3 separate regions of the Homo sapiens genome follow, and all the other regions are linked to region 1. A link is a contact called in ENCODE Hi-C or POLR2A ChIA-PET data. All regions are on one chromosome and are shown on one strand. The core of a region is the stretch at or near the end of the contact, and the rest is flanking DNA. Distances in the headings are between cores, read along the strand shown.

The links. Hi-C counts contacts between places; a loop is a spot of excess contacts on that map. ChIA-PET counts read pairs that join two places held with the same protein, here RNA polymerase II (POLR2A). Pooled maps may share reads with other maps.
Region 2: a loop to region 1 is called in a map of heart right ventricle, with 7 times the contacts of the local background. The contact joins two enhancer-like sites. A Hi-C loop is called at or near these places in 4 of 168 maps with a recorded cell type or tissue (CD4-positive, alpha-beta memory T cell, CD8-positive, alpha-beta T cell, heart right ventricle and 1 more), 1 of 37 single-sample maps with no recorded cell type and 11 of 50 pooled maps. POLR2A ChIA-PET finds 5 or more read pairs at or near these places in 9 of 52 experiments (GM12878, OCI-LY7, Panc1 and 6 more).
Region 3: a loop to region 1 is called in a map of cardiac septum, with 4 times the contacts of the local background. The contact joins two enhancer-like sites. A Hi-C loop is called at or near these places in 6 of 168 maps with a recorded cell type or tissue (CD4-positive, alpha-beta T cell, CD8-positive, alpha-beta T cell, cardiac septum and 3 more), 4 of 37 single-sample maps with no recorded cell type and 13 of 50 pooled maps. POLR2A ChIA-PET finds 5 or more read pairs at or near these places in 10 of 52 experiments (AG04450, BJ, CD4-positive, alpha-beta T cell and 7 more).

Annotation. Positions count from the first base shown.
Region 1 is chr7:3,026,182-3,029,842 of GRCh38, reverse strand. All of the region lies in intron 1 of CARD11 (caspase recruitment domain family member 11), which reads left to right. Among named protein-coding and RNA genes, the nearest start is that of CARD11, 16 kb to the left of the region's middle. Within about 2 kb of position 1,687, at least 8 of the 41 ENCODE cell types and tissues checked have a DNase peak (open chromatin) inside an H3K27ac peak, as active enhancers do.
Region 2 is chr7:3,061,180-3,064,974 of GRCh38, reverse strand. No RefSeq gene overlaps it. Among named protein-coding and RNA genes, the nearest start is that of CARD11, 19 kb to the right of the region's middle. RefSeq lists an enhancer at 1,494-1,813. Within about 2 kb of position 1,739, at least 3 of the 41 ENCODE cell types and tissues checked have a DNase peak (open chromatin) inside an H3K27ac peak, as active enhancers do.
Region 3 is chr7:2,976,814-2,980,476 of GRCh38, reverse strand. The region is part of intron 1 of CARD11 (caspase recruitment domain family member 11); the gene reads left to right. Among named protein-coding and RNA genes, the nearest start is that of CARD11-AS1, 35 kb to the right of the region's middle. RefSeq lists enhancers at 1-278, 194-283, 279-1,010 and a silencer at 1,744-1,833. Within about 2 kb of position 1,941, at least 6 of the 41 ENCODE cell types and tissues checked have a DNase peak (open chromatin) inside an H3K27ac peak, as active enhancers do.

The DNA of each region.
Region 1 (3,661 bases), core at 438-2,937:
GCGCCATCTCGCTCACTGCAAGCTCTGCCTCCTGGGTTCACTCCATTCTCCTGCCTCAGCCTCCCGAGTAGCTGGGACTACAGGCACCCGCCACCACGCCAGGCGAATTTTTTGTATTTTTTTTTTTTTAGTAGAGACGGAGTTTCACCGTGTTGGCCAGGATGGTCTAGATCTTCCGACCTCATGATCCGCCCACCTCCGCCCCCAAAGTGCTGGGATTACAGGCCTGAGCCACCGCGCCCAACCGGATCTCAGCATTCTTTTTTTTTTCTTTCTTTCTTTTTTTTTTTTTTTCACTCTAAGTTCTGGGGTACATTTGCAGGACGTGCAGGTTCGTTACATAGGTATACATGTGCCATGGTGGTTTGCTGCACCCATCAACCCGTCATCTAGGTTTTAAGCCCCGCATGCATTAGCTATTTGTCCTAATGCTCTCCCGCCCCTTCCCCCCAACCCCCGACAGGGCCGGGTGTGTGATGTTCCCCTCCCTGTGTCCACGGATCTCAGCATTCTTAACAGCCGCTGGGCAGGTGGCAGCCTGAAGGTTTTCTTCAGGGTCACTCAGCTAATCAGTGACCAGGGGGGTCTTGCATCATAGAACCCAGAGCTTCCAGTTCCCACCCACTGTTCCCACCACTTAAGGATGCTGCTGTACAATGGGTGGGGACAAAAATCTTCCCAAAGTAAATTTTTATCTCCTTTAAGGGTTCTTTCTTATTATCCAAATCTCTGGAGTTAAATTAATTCTCCAGTTGGGCAGCTAGAAGCAGTCGGTCTCCCTAGCATGCTGCCGAGCGCAGCCCTGGTTAATTTCTGGAGAGGGCACGTGCCCTGCAGCCTGTGGAAACCCAGCAGAGATATCCAGACATATCTATTTTCGTTATCTGATGAAAATGTCCCTGTCCCTAAATCTACAAGCCCTCTTTCTTTCACCTTGAATCTTGTGAATGCCTTGTGTTTTCTGCCCAAATCCCAAACAAAGCCTCTATCTGCAGCCTCCTGGATCTATTAACTTTTCCCAGAGACCCAGGGGAGCCATCTGTTCTTCTATTATTTGGTTTAAGTAAAGCTTTGGGGCATTTCTTCTTGCCAGTGGTATATTCCGAGCTGGATTCATTGCCCAGGCCCTTATTTATTAGCATGTGTGTTTTATTGCAATGCGTTTCATTTCCTTCTGTCTTTTAGTCTGGGCTTCATCCTGGAGCCCCCGTCATGAACGATGTTTGGTGCTGTATGAAACGAGATGCATTCAAAACCCTTTTAAGACATAAAGGGCTTTTTTTCTGGTTTGATTTTTTTTTCCTTCTTCTTCTTCTTTTTTTTTTTTTTTTTTTTAGTGGCAGATAAATAAAGGACCTGAGTTTCCTGTAGGACTGGAAACAGTGAATCAGATTTTTGTTTTGTTTAAAACCTGAAAATCTCAGGCAGGAGTCGAGAGTGTCTGGACAGAGCTGAACGCTGTGTTTAGGTGTTTGAGGTGTTAACCCGTTCCCGGCGAGCCATTCCATGGGAGAGGGGGTGGCCACCCACAGGGACTGATTTGAGAGGTGCCAGAAAGCTTGCTTGAGTCAAAAGGTGGCCCGGGGCAGACTGGGCACTTCCTCTGTTGACTTGCCTGTCCCAGAAGGACATTTTAGTGATTCAGCGTCTGCTGTGATTCACGGAACAGCCAGTGCCATGAGTGTGTGGTCTGCTCCCTACCGGCCATGTGACCTTGGGCAAACCATTGAACTGCTCAGCACTTTTCTTCCTATCTGTGACATGGGAGACAAGACCAGCACCCTTCTCCTGGGAAGTTAAATGAGACACTGGCCACTCATTAGCAGAGTGACTTACAGCATCATTTTCCAATTCTTTCTCTTTTTTTTTTTTTTTTTTTTTTTTTTGAGACAGGGTCTCGCTCTGTCTTCCAGGCTGGAGTGCAGTGATAGGATCATGGCTCACTACAGCCTCCACCTCCCAGGCTCAAGTGATCCTCCCAACACAGCCTCCTGAGTAGCTGGGACTACAGGCATGCACCACCATGCCCAGCTAATTTTTGGTTTTTGTTTTGTTTTGTAGAGACAGGGTTTTGCCATCTCTAATTCTAAAATTAAGTGTGAACGCTTTACAGAGCCCTTCGATCTCTCTGCTGGTCCCCATTCATTAACACCCATTACTGTCATGACCCACTTAACACATACGCAGAGCCTAACACGCACAGACACTCTGTGAGTTGCTAGGGATAAAAAGACAAAAAGACAGAGTCCCTGCCCCAGCAAGCCTGTTGTCCGGGGAGGAGACAGATATATAAACAGTCAGTTGCGAAGTAATGGAGTTGCTCTAATGGATGCTTGAAATGAAGACAGACCTTGGGGACAGGAACAGACAGGTCTGCCTGAAGGAGTCAGGAAAGACCTCCCAGAGCCGACAGAAGCTGAAATGAGACTGGGAAAATAAATAGGTTTTTGCCTGGCAGAGCAGCAGGCGAAGCGGCAGGCACAGAGCCGTGGTGGTGTGGTTAGTGTCAGCGCTGGAAAAAAGATGTGAGGACGTGGAAATGGGGCAGGGGAGGCCACAGGAGCCCTGGGGTGCTGTGCCAAGGAGGGCAGATGCTGTCCTGTGGGCAAGGGTGCGTCACCGGGGCGTTCTGAGCAGCGGCTACAAGCCAGGATGGATGCACGGGTTACAGAGATCACAGACAGCAGAGACGACAACAGATGGGTCCCTCAAGGCAAGAGGCAGGCCCTCATTTAATGGGCCACGGGCCAGGGATCGTTTTATTGTGATTTCAGATAAACTTTGTATTGAAGTAGCAAATGCACACCAGAGACCTGCACTCATCCTAAGTGTGTAACTCAGCGGATTTTCACAAAGTGAACACACCCAGGTCGCCCAGTGACACCCAGATCAAGAAACAGAACATGACCAGCTAAAAAATAATATTGTAATATAATAACATTTAATAGAATAAGAATTTTGTAGTGTAAGTATGTCCCAAATACTGCATAGGACATTCTTATGCTAAAAAAAAATAAAAATAAAAATCATTTGGGCTGGGCGCAATGGCTCACACCTGTAATCCCAGGGCTTTGGGAGGCCAAGGCGGGCAGATCACCTGAGGTTGGGTGTCTGAGACCAGCCTGGCCAACATGGTGAAACCCCGTCTCTACTGAAAATACAAAAATTAGCCAGGTGTGGTGGTGGGTGCTTGTAATCCCAGCTACTCAGGAGGCTGAGGCAGGAGAATCGCTTGAACCCGGGAGGCGGAGGTTGAAGTGAGCCGAGATCATGCCACTTGCACTCCAGCCTGACCTGGGCAACAGAGTGAGATTCCGTCTCAAAAAAAAAAAATCATTTGTTTTTAATTCAAAATTTAAATGTAATTGAATGTCCTCTATTTTATCTGGCAACCTTAGCTTAATCCATGTTGTTGCTTGCGGCGGTCGCTCATTCATTTTTTATTGCCAATAATTCATTTTTTATTGCCAATGAGTAGTATAACGTTTTATTTATACTACTGCTGATGGATATTTGAGTTGTTTCCAATTTTTGGCTGCATTGAATAATGCTGCTACAAGCGTTCTTTTTTGGTAGAATTGGGTGGTCTCACTTTGTTGCCCAGGCTGGTCTCGACTTCCTGGGCTCAGGTGATCCTCCTGCCTTGGACTCCCAAAGTGCT
Region 2 (3,795 bases), core at 490-2,989, 35 kb before region 1:
GAGTAAATTATTTCAGGAAAATACTTTAAATATATGCAGCATTGTAACTATTTTTGGCATGTTGTCCCATGTTAAGAATTGCAAGGACCTTTAAAAAACCGAGCTGAAGGCCAAGTGCAGTGGCTCATGCCTGTAATCCTAGCGTTCTGGGAGGCTGAGGCAGGAGGATTGCTTGAGCCCAGGAGTTTGAGACCAGCCTGGGCAACATAGTGAGACCCCCATCTCTACAAAAAATAAAATAACATTAAGTAAAATTAGTCAGGCATGGTGGTGTGAGCCTATAGTCCTAGCTACTGGAGAGGCTGAGACTGGAGGAGTGCTTGAGTCCAGGAGTTTGAGACCAGCCTGGACAAAATACCAAGACCTCATCTCTGAAAAAAAAAATTCTTAAAAAAAAAAAAAAGGTGTCCCTGCCTCCTGGGATTCCCAAGAGATCCTCTCTCAGACCTCTTCCCTTTGCCTGCAACAGATAACATGTTCATCCTGGATCCAGTCCCCATGATAGGCAACTGGAATGCAGTCCTGCTAGGAGCCTCCAGGAGACAGGACAGAACATACCTTGGAGTTACCCTACCAGAGAGTTGAGATAACTGGGTTATTTATCCTGCAACTCCACCAGTTATGGGCTGAGAGCTGCTCCTAGGGCCACTCATATAAAACAGAGAACACCTTCAGGCAGAAAGTCCCAGGTGGTTACAGCTGGTGCAAGTGGGGCCTTTGCACCCAGAAGTGATAAGCACGGGGGCACTTGGGTAGAGCCTGGCAGCTTCATCTCCTTTAAAGCTCCCTCAGGGGCACGCACTTCGTCATTCAAAACAATTCGCTGTCTCTTTTTCTAGAAATCGCTGATCTCAGTTAGTGGGCTTATGTAAGAAAGCCATATCTTCTCCACTTTCCCCTAATCCATGTAAAAAATAAAACACATTTTAAAATATGTATGTCACAGGCTCAAGAATGTGAGTCCCAACCAGGCGGAGTGGCTCATGCCTGTAATCCCAGCACTTTGGAAGCCCGTGGCAGGAGGATCGCCTGAGCCCAGGAATTTGAAACCAGCTTGGGCAATGTAGCAAGACTTCATCTCCACAAAAATGAAAATTTAAAAATTATCTGGGCGTGGTAGTGTGCACCTGTATTCCCACTGCTGGGGAGGCTGAGGCAGGAGGATTGCTTGAGCCCAGGAGTTCAAGGCTGCAGTAAGCTAGGATCACACCCCTGCACTCCAGTCTAGGCGGCAGAGCAAGACCCTGCCTCTAAAAAACAAAGAAAGAAGAAGAAAGAAGAAGGAGAAGGGGGAGAAGGAGAAGAAGAAGGAGAAGGAGGAGGAGAAGAAGAAGAAGAAGAAGGAAGAGGAGGAGGAGAAGACGAACGAGGAGGAGTAGGAGGAATAAAAGGAAGAAGAGGAGGAGGAGGAAGAGGAAGAAGAAGAAGAGGAGAAGCAGAAGAAAGAAGGAAGAAGGAAGAGGAGGAGGAGGAAGAAGAAGAAGAGAAGAAGAAGAATGTGAGCCCCTAGGGGGCTAGGGGGTAGGAATGATGTAAGCAGGCTGTTTCTCCCCCTTTTCATTCCTGACACCTCACTCCTCCCGAAGACTCAATAATACAGCCACCTTAACAAAACTTTCCACTCTGAGGTGGGCAGGGAAGGAGGTGGAGGAGAAAGGGGAGGAGGCTGGGTGGTGGCAACAGGTTGAGACTGCACCACTGTCCTCATTTCACAGAAGAGAAACTGAAAGAGCTGCACCATGGGCCCCGGGTCCCACGATGCACTCACAGTGGAACTGAGTGACTCAGACTGGGTCCTTCTAGCTTGTGTTTGCTCTGCCTAAAGGTTTTTGGACTGAGACACTGCAGCCCTGTGATTGCCATCCTGGGCTGTCTGCACATGGGCCCCAAAGACCAGTGCTGGGGTAGAGCAGAGAGTGCCAATCAATGGGGCCCAGGCCGTCTCAATTCCACTCTGAAGCACGTGTGCACAGTGTCGGAAGGGAGGCAGGAATGGATAAGACCCAGGCCATGCTCATGGCTGAACTGGTGTGCACATCAGAGAAAGATTTGTGTCTGAGTAGGCTTCAGAGGGTGTCAGAAAAGTGGGGTGGGCATTGGCACCCCAAGGGTGGAGCACACTGGGAGCCACCTACTCCAGGCTCCTGCAGGAAAGGGTCCATTGTCTGTAGAGAATTTAAAATTAACAATAAAACCAATGAAGAGTTAGACTGTTTCTATTATCACCATGCACCAGCAATTCTACACAATGCCCATGATCAGCTATTCCTCATCGAAAAAGAAAAAAATCTTTGTTCGGGCTAAGTTCTAAACAATTGCTGTGGTGACTGTTGGGTTTTAATAATAGCTATGTGCACTCTGGATTAGCACAGTTTTTATTACTCAAGCTTTAATACATATTGTATACTACCTGGGAGTTAATTCCAAGAACTCCCGTTCCTGCAGTCGGCTCCCAACATCCCCCCAACTCAGCTGCTCCCCAAGAGTGAGTTCCCGTGGCAACAAGACAAGGTCATCCACTCTGGCCACTGCTGGAGCCTCTAGCCAGGGCAGTTAGGAAAGAAAAAGAAATGAAAGACTTCCAGATTGGAAAAGAAGAAGTAAAACAATCCTTATTCTCAGATAACATGATTTTGTAGAAAATCTCAAGGAACCCACTAAAACTATTGAAACTAAATATGAGTTCTGCAAAGTTGAAGGATACAAAATCAATATGCAAAAATCAATTGTGTTTCTAGATGATAACAATAAACCATTCAAAAATAAAATTAAGAAAACAATTCATGTACAATAGCATCAAAAAGAATAGGATACTTAGGGATAACTAAGAAGTATAAGACTTGTATACTGAAAACTACAACACATTGTCAAAAGCAATTAAAGGTAATCTAAATAAATAGGAAGACAACCCACGTTCATACTCCTCAAGTTGATCTACAGGTTCAACACAATTTCCTATCAAAATCCCAGCTGTTTTTTTTTTCTTTGCAGAAGTTGAACAAGCTTATCCTAAAATTCATATGGAAATTCAAGGGCCCCAGAATATTCAAGACAGTCTTGAAAATGAAGAACAAAGTTGAAGGACTCACAGCTCCTAATTTCAAAACTTACTACAAGATGACAGTAATCAAGATAGTGTGGTACTAGCATAAGGATAGACATAGAGAAAAATTGAATAAAACTGAGAGTCCAAACATAATGGATTTTTGACAAGCGTGTCAAGACACTTCAATGAGGAGAGAATCGTTTCTATTATGGTGATGGATGATAATGGATGGATGATGGACTCACGGATATCTACATGCAAAAGAATGAATTTGGATCTCTACCTCACACCATACATAAATATTCCATCAAAGAGCATCATGGCAGCCAGGTGAAGTGGCTCACGCCTGTAATCCCAGCACTTTGGGAGGCTGAGGTGGGTGGATCGCTTGAGGTCAGGAGTTCAAGACCAGCCTGGCCAACATGGTGAAACCCCATTAGCCAGGCATGGTGGTGGACACCTGTAATTCCAGCTACTCAGGAGGCCAAGGTGGGAGAATCGCTTGAACTCGGGAGGTAGAGGTTGCAGTGAGCTGAGATCATACCACTGCACTCCAGCCTGAGCCAAAGAGTGAGACTATGTCTCTCACACACACACACACACACACACACACACACACACAAAAAAAAAAAAAAAAAAAGTTGATCATAGACCTAAACGTAAAGGTTAAAACTGTAAAAGTCTCAGAAGAAAACATGGGAATAAATATTTGTGACCTTGGGTTTGCCAATAATTTCTTAGCTATTTCA
Region 3 (3,663 bases), core at 692-3,191, 50 kb after region 1:
CGGGTGCAGCGCTGGTGAAGCCCTGTCCCTGGGGGGCTGCCATGGGACCCCCTCTCCCCAGCACCTGGCCCCCTTGTCCTGTCCGTGCCCATGTGTTTTCATGGCTTCATGCACACCTCTTTGCATCTCCTAATTTCCTAAACCAGATGTGGAGTCTCAGCAGCAGGTGCTGGGGCGACTGTCTCATGCCGTGGCTTGGATTGCACAGAGCTCCATGGATCCAGCCCGTAGACGCTCTCCATACATGCCCGGTGACCCACACAGGCCAGGATGCTCCCGTTGTCATGTGGCACTGGGTCTTATTTTCTTCTGACTGGGACAGTGCCAGGGGCCGGGGAGTGGGGCTCAGTGCGCAGAGTGTGTCTCAAGGCCTGAGTTGCCCGTGGCCCCCAGCTGGGTGGAGAGGAAGTGTGTACAGGGTCTGTTTCCAAAACGTGGGGCCTTGCAGCCTGGCCCTCCCCAGGTCTGGGAAGGGTTCGTGTTCCCCACCCCTCAACCCCGCAAGCACCTTCCAGACGGTTCCTCTGGGATCTCTTGAGATTGCAAATGCTAAGAAATGAGGCTGTGGCTCGCTGGTGTCCACCGGGGCACCAAAGGCCCAGCCCCTGCCCACAAACACCGGAGGACAAACCAGGCGACTGTGGGACAAGGAGCTTCCCAAAGAGACAGTAGGACTGGGGACCCCAAAGGGGAAGTTCCCCTCCCCCCGGGATCCCTGAAAGGGATCCGAGTAGATTCCTCAATTCCTGGTGAAACACTCGGGAATTTCTTAAGTCCTGCGGGCTTGAAGACCCTCGGCAGCCCCTTGGTAACTTTTGCTTGCAAGAGACTACAGCCTTTTTGGGGCTTCGCTGACTTAAGTGGTTTGAAAGCATCAGCTGGTCCTCAGAGACCTCCTTTAAAATGCAAAACAGAATAATAGGCTCTTAGTGTCTCTAGTTCACATACCGCGTAACGTCCGTCTGACAGCCCTGAGTGCAGAGATTTCGGGGTGACCCCCAGCCGTCACTGCCCGGCAGGTGGAGCCCCACCTGCAATATGCTCCTGTCACCTTAAATCCTGGCTTCCTAAGTGGGCTCCTTCATAGCTCCCTGCACACAGGGAAGAAGAGACAGATGATCAGAGAGCAGCCAGTTACCCCCTCTTCGATGCTAAGGAAACGCATTCTTAACAACCTCATGTCCATACTGATCGACCGTTTCTGGGTGCAGTTTTCACAGGTGCCTTATTTCATTATTGGTGATTGTATCATTTGGCACAAACGTAAGAAAGACTTCCCTGTTTGCATCTCATTTGTCGTCTTGCAGTTACACGGCGGGAGGGTACAGATGATCTCTGAGCCTGCAGAATCCCAGGGTCTTCTCACTGTTGCTGGGGAGCGTATTTCCGTCACCACTGTGGTGGGGGAGGCAGAAACCACTGGAAAAACGTGGCCTCATGTTTGCTGGTCTTGGATTGTAGTAGATAAAGTGCAAAGAAATGGCCACCCCAGGCTCCAAGCCCGACAAATTTATCTAAAGACGTTTTTACACAATAGAGGCATTAACAGAGAGGGTGGGGGCACACCACGAGAGTCTGCCCCCTTAGAAGAAGAAAAATCGGTGCATTTCGAGATGTGTTTGGCTCCTCTTACCTTGCACGGATAGGCGGAAAGTGTGAGTCTGAGTATTTGTAAGTTTCAAGATCACTGATGGGCTGGAAACAGGTGAGCCGGCCTCCGGGAAATTACCCAAGTTCTTCAGCAAGTTGCCTGCAGTCCTGGGAGCTCTCAGGAGAAGGGGCGTGACCAGAGCTGGTTGCAGCACCCCCACCCCCTGGCCGGACCGCCCTCTCGCTTTCTCAGCCTGCACCCGGTGCCCGCGCCACCCCCACCGTCTCCTCCCTCCGAGTTGCCGTTCTTCATTTCTCTTTCCTTTTCTCAGCTCTGCACCTGTGGGTACAACGTAAAACCCTGAGTTCTTGTTCCCTTTTCTGTCACAAGGCCTCTGTCCCGCCGTCCCCTCTTCTCCCACTCACCTCACCCTCTTTCTCCACCTCTGCTTCTATCTTGTCCTTTCCTTGACCCTGCCTCCTGTAAGTGCAGATCACAATGTCAGGAGATGGAGACCATCCTGGCCAACACGGTGAAACCCCGTCTCTACTAAAAATACAAAAATTAGGGCACGGTGGCGGGTGCCTGTAATCTCAGCTACTCAGGAGGCTGAGGCAGCAGAATCGCTTGAGCCCAGGAGGCAGAGGTTTTAGTGAGCCAAGATCGCGCCACTGCACTCCAGCCTGGCGACAGAGTGAGACTCTGTCTCAGAAAAAAAAAAAAAAGGCCAGGCACGGTGGCTTACGCCTGTAATCCCACCACTTTGGGAGGCCGAGGCAGGTGGATCGCGAGATCAGGAGATTGAGACCATCCTGGCTAACACGGTGAAACTCCGTCTCTACTAAAAATACAAAAAAATTAGCCAGGCATGGTGGTGCACGCCTGTAATCCCAGCTACTTGGGAGGCTGAGGCGAGAGAATCGCTTGAACCCGGGAGGCAGAGGTTGCAGTGAGCCAAGATCACGCCATTGCACTCCAGCCTGGCAACAGAGTGAGATCCATCTCAAAAAAAAAAAAGGCATTCCTGCAATTCCCACGTGGACTGTTGCCTCCCATGACAAGCACACGGCCTCCCTACAGCGCTCAAGTCCCAGCTTCCCCACAACCTGTCTCATCCCTTGGTGTCCCCTCCCCAAGACTGGGAAGTCTCAGGTCTTCACCAGAGATGATCAGAGCTTCCTGCCCAGGCTGTCTGGGGCTTGGAGTCACTGAGGGTTTGGGGCCTAGCCCCTGCTCACCTCGGCTCAAAAAATTGTAGCTGTTTTTATTTTAGTTTAGTTTATTTTTGAGACAGGGTCTTCCTCTGTCACCCAGGCTAGAGTGCAATGGTGTGATCATAGCTCACTGCAGCCTCAAACTCCTGGGTCAAGCAATCCTCCTGCCTCAGTCTCCTGAGTAGCTGAGACTACAGACATACCCCACCACGCCTGCCTAATCTTTTTATTTTTTTGCCCAGATGGGGTCTTGCTATGTTGCCCAGACTGGTCTCAGACTCCTGGGCTCAAGTAATCCTCCTGCCTCAGCCTCCCAAAGTGCTGGGACTACAGGTGTGAGCCACTGCACCCAGCCTGTTGCTATTTATTTATTGAGGTAAGATTCATATAACATAAAAGTCACCATTTTAAAATCAATAACCTGGTGGCGTCTAGTACATTCATAGTGCTATGTAACAACCACCTCTATCCAGCCCCAGGACAGTTTCATCACCCCAAAAGGAAACCTCATCCCCATTAATACCCACCCCCTCCTCCATCCCTGCCTCCCCCCAGTCCCTGGTACCCACGAACCTGCCTTCTGAATCTATGGATTTGCCTATTCTGGGCGTTTCATCTAAATGGCATCTTATGATGTGTGGCCTTTTGTGTCTGGCTTCTTTCACTGAGCTTAGTGTCTGCAAGGCTCATCTGTGCCACAGCAAGCAGCAATGCTTCTTCGTGCCTTTGTATGGATGAATAATATTCCATTCTATGGATAAGATGTCTTTTTTTTTTTTTTTTTTTTTTTGACAGTTTTACTCTGTCGCCCAGACTGGAGTGCAGTAGTGCAATCTCAGCTCACTACAACCTCCGCCT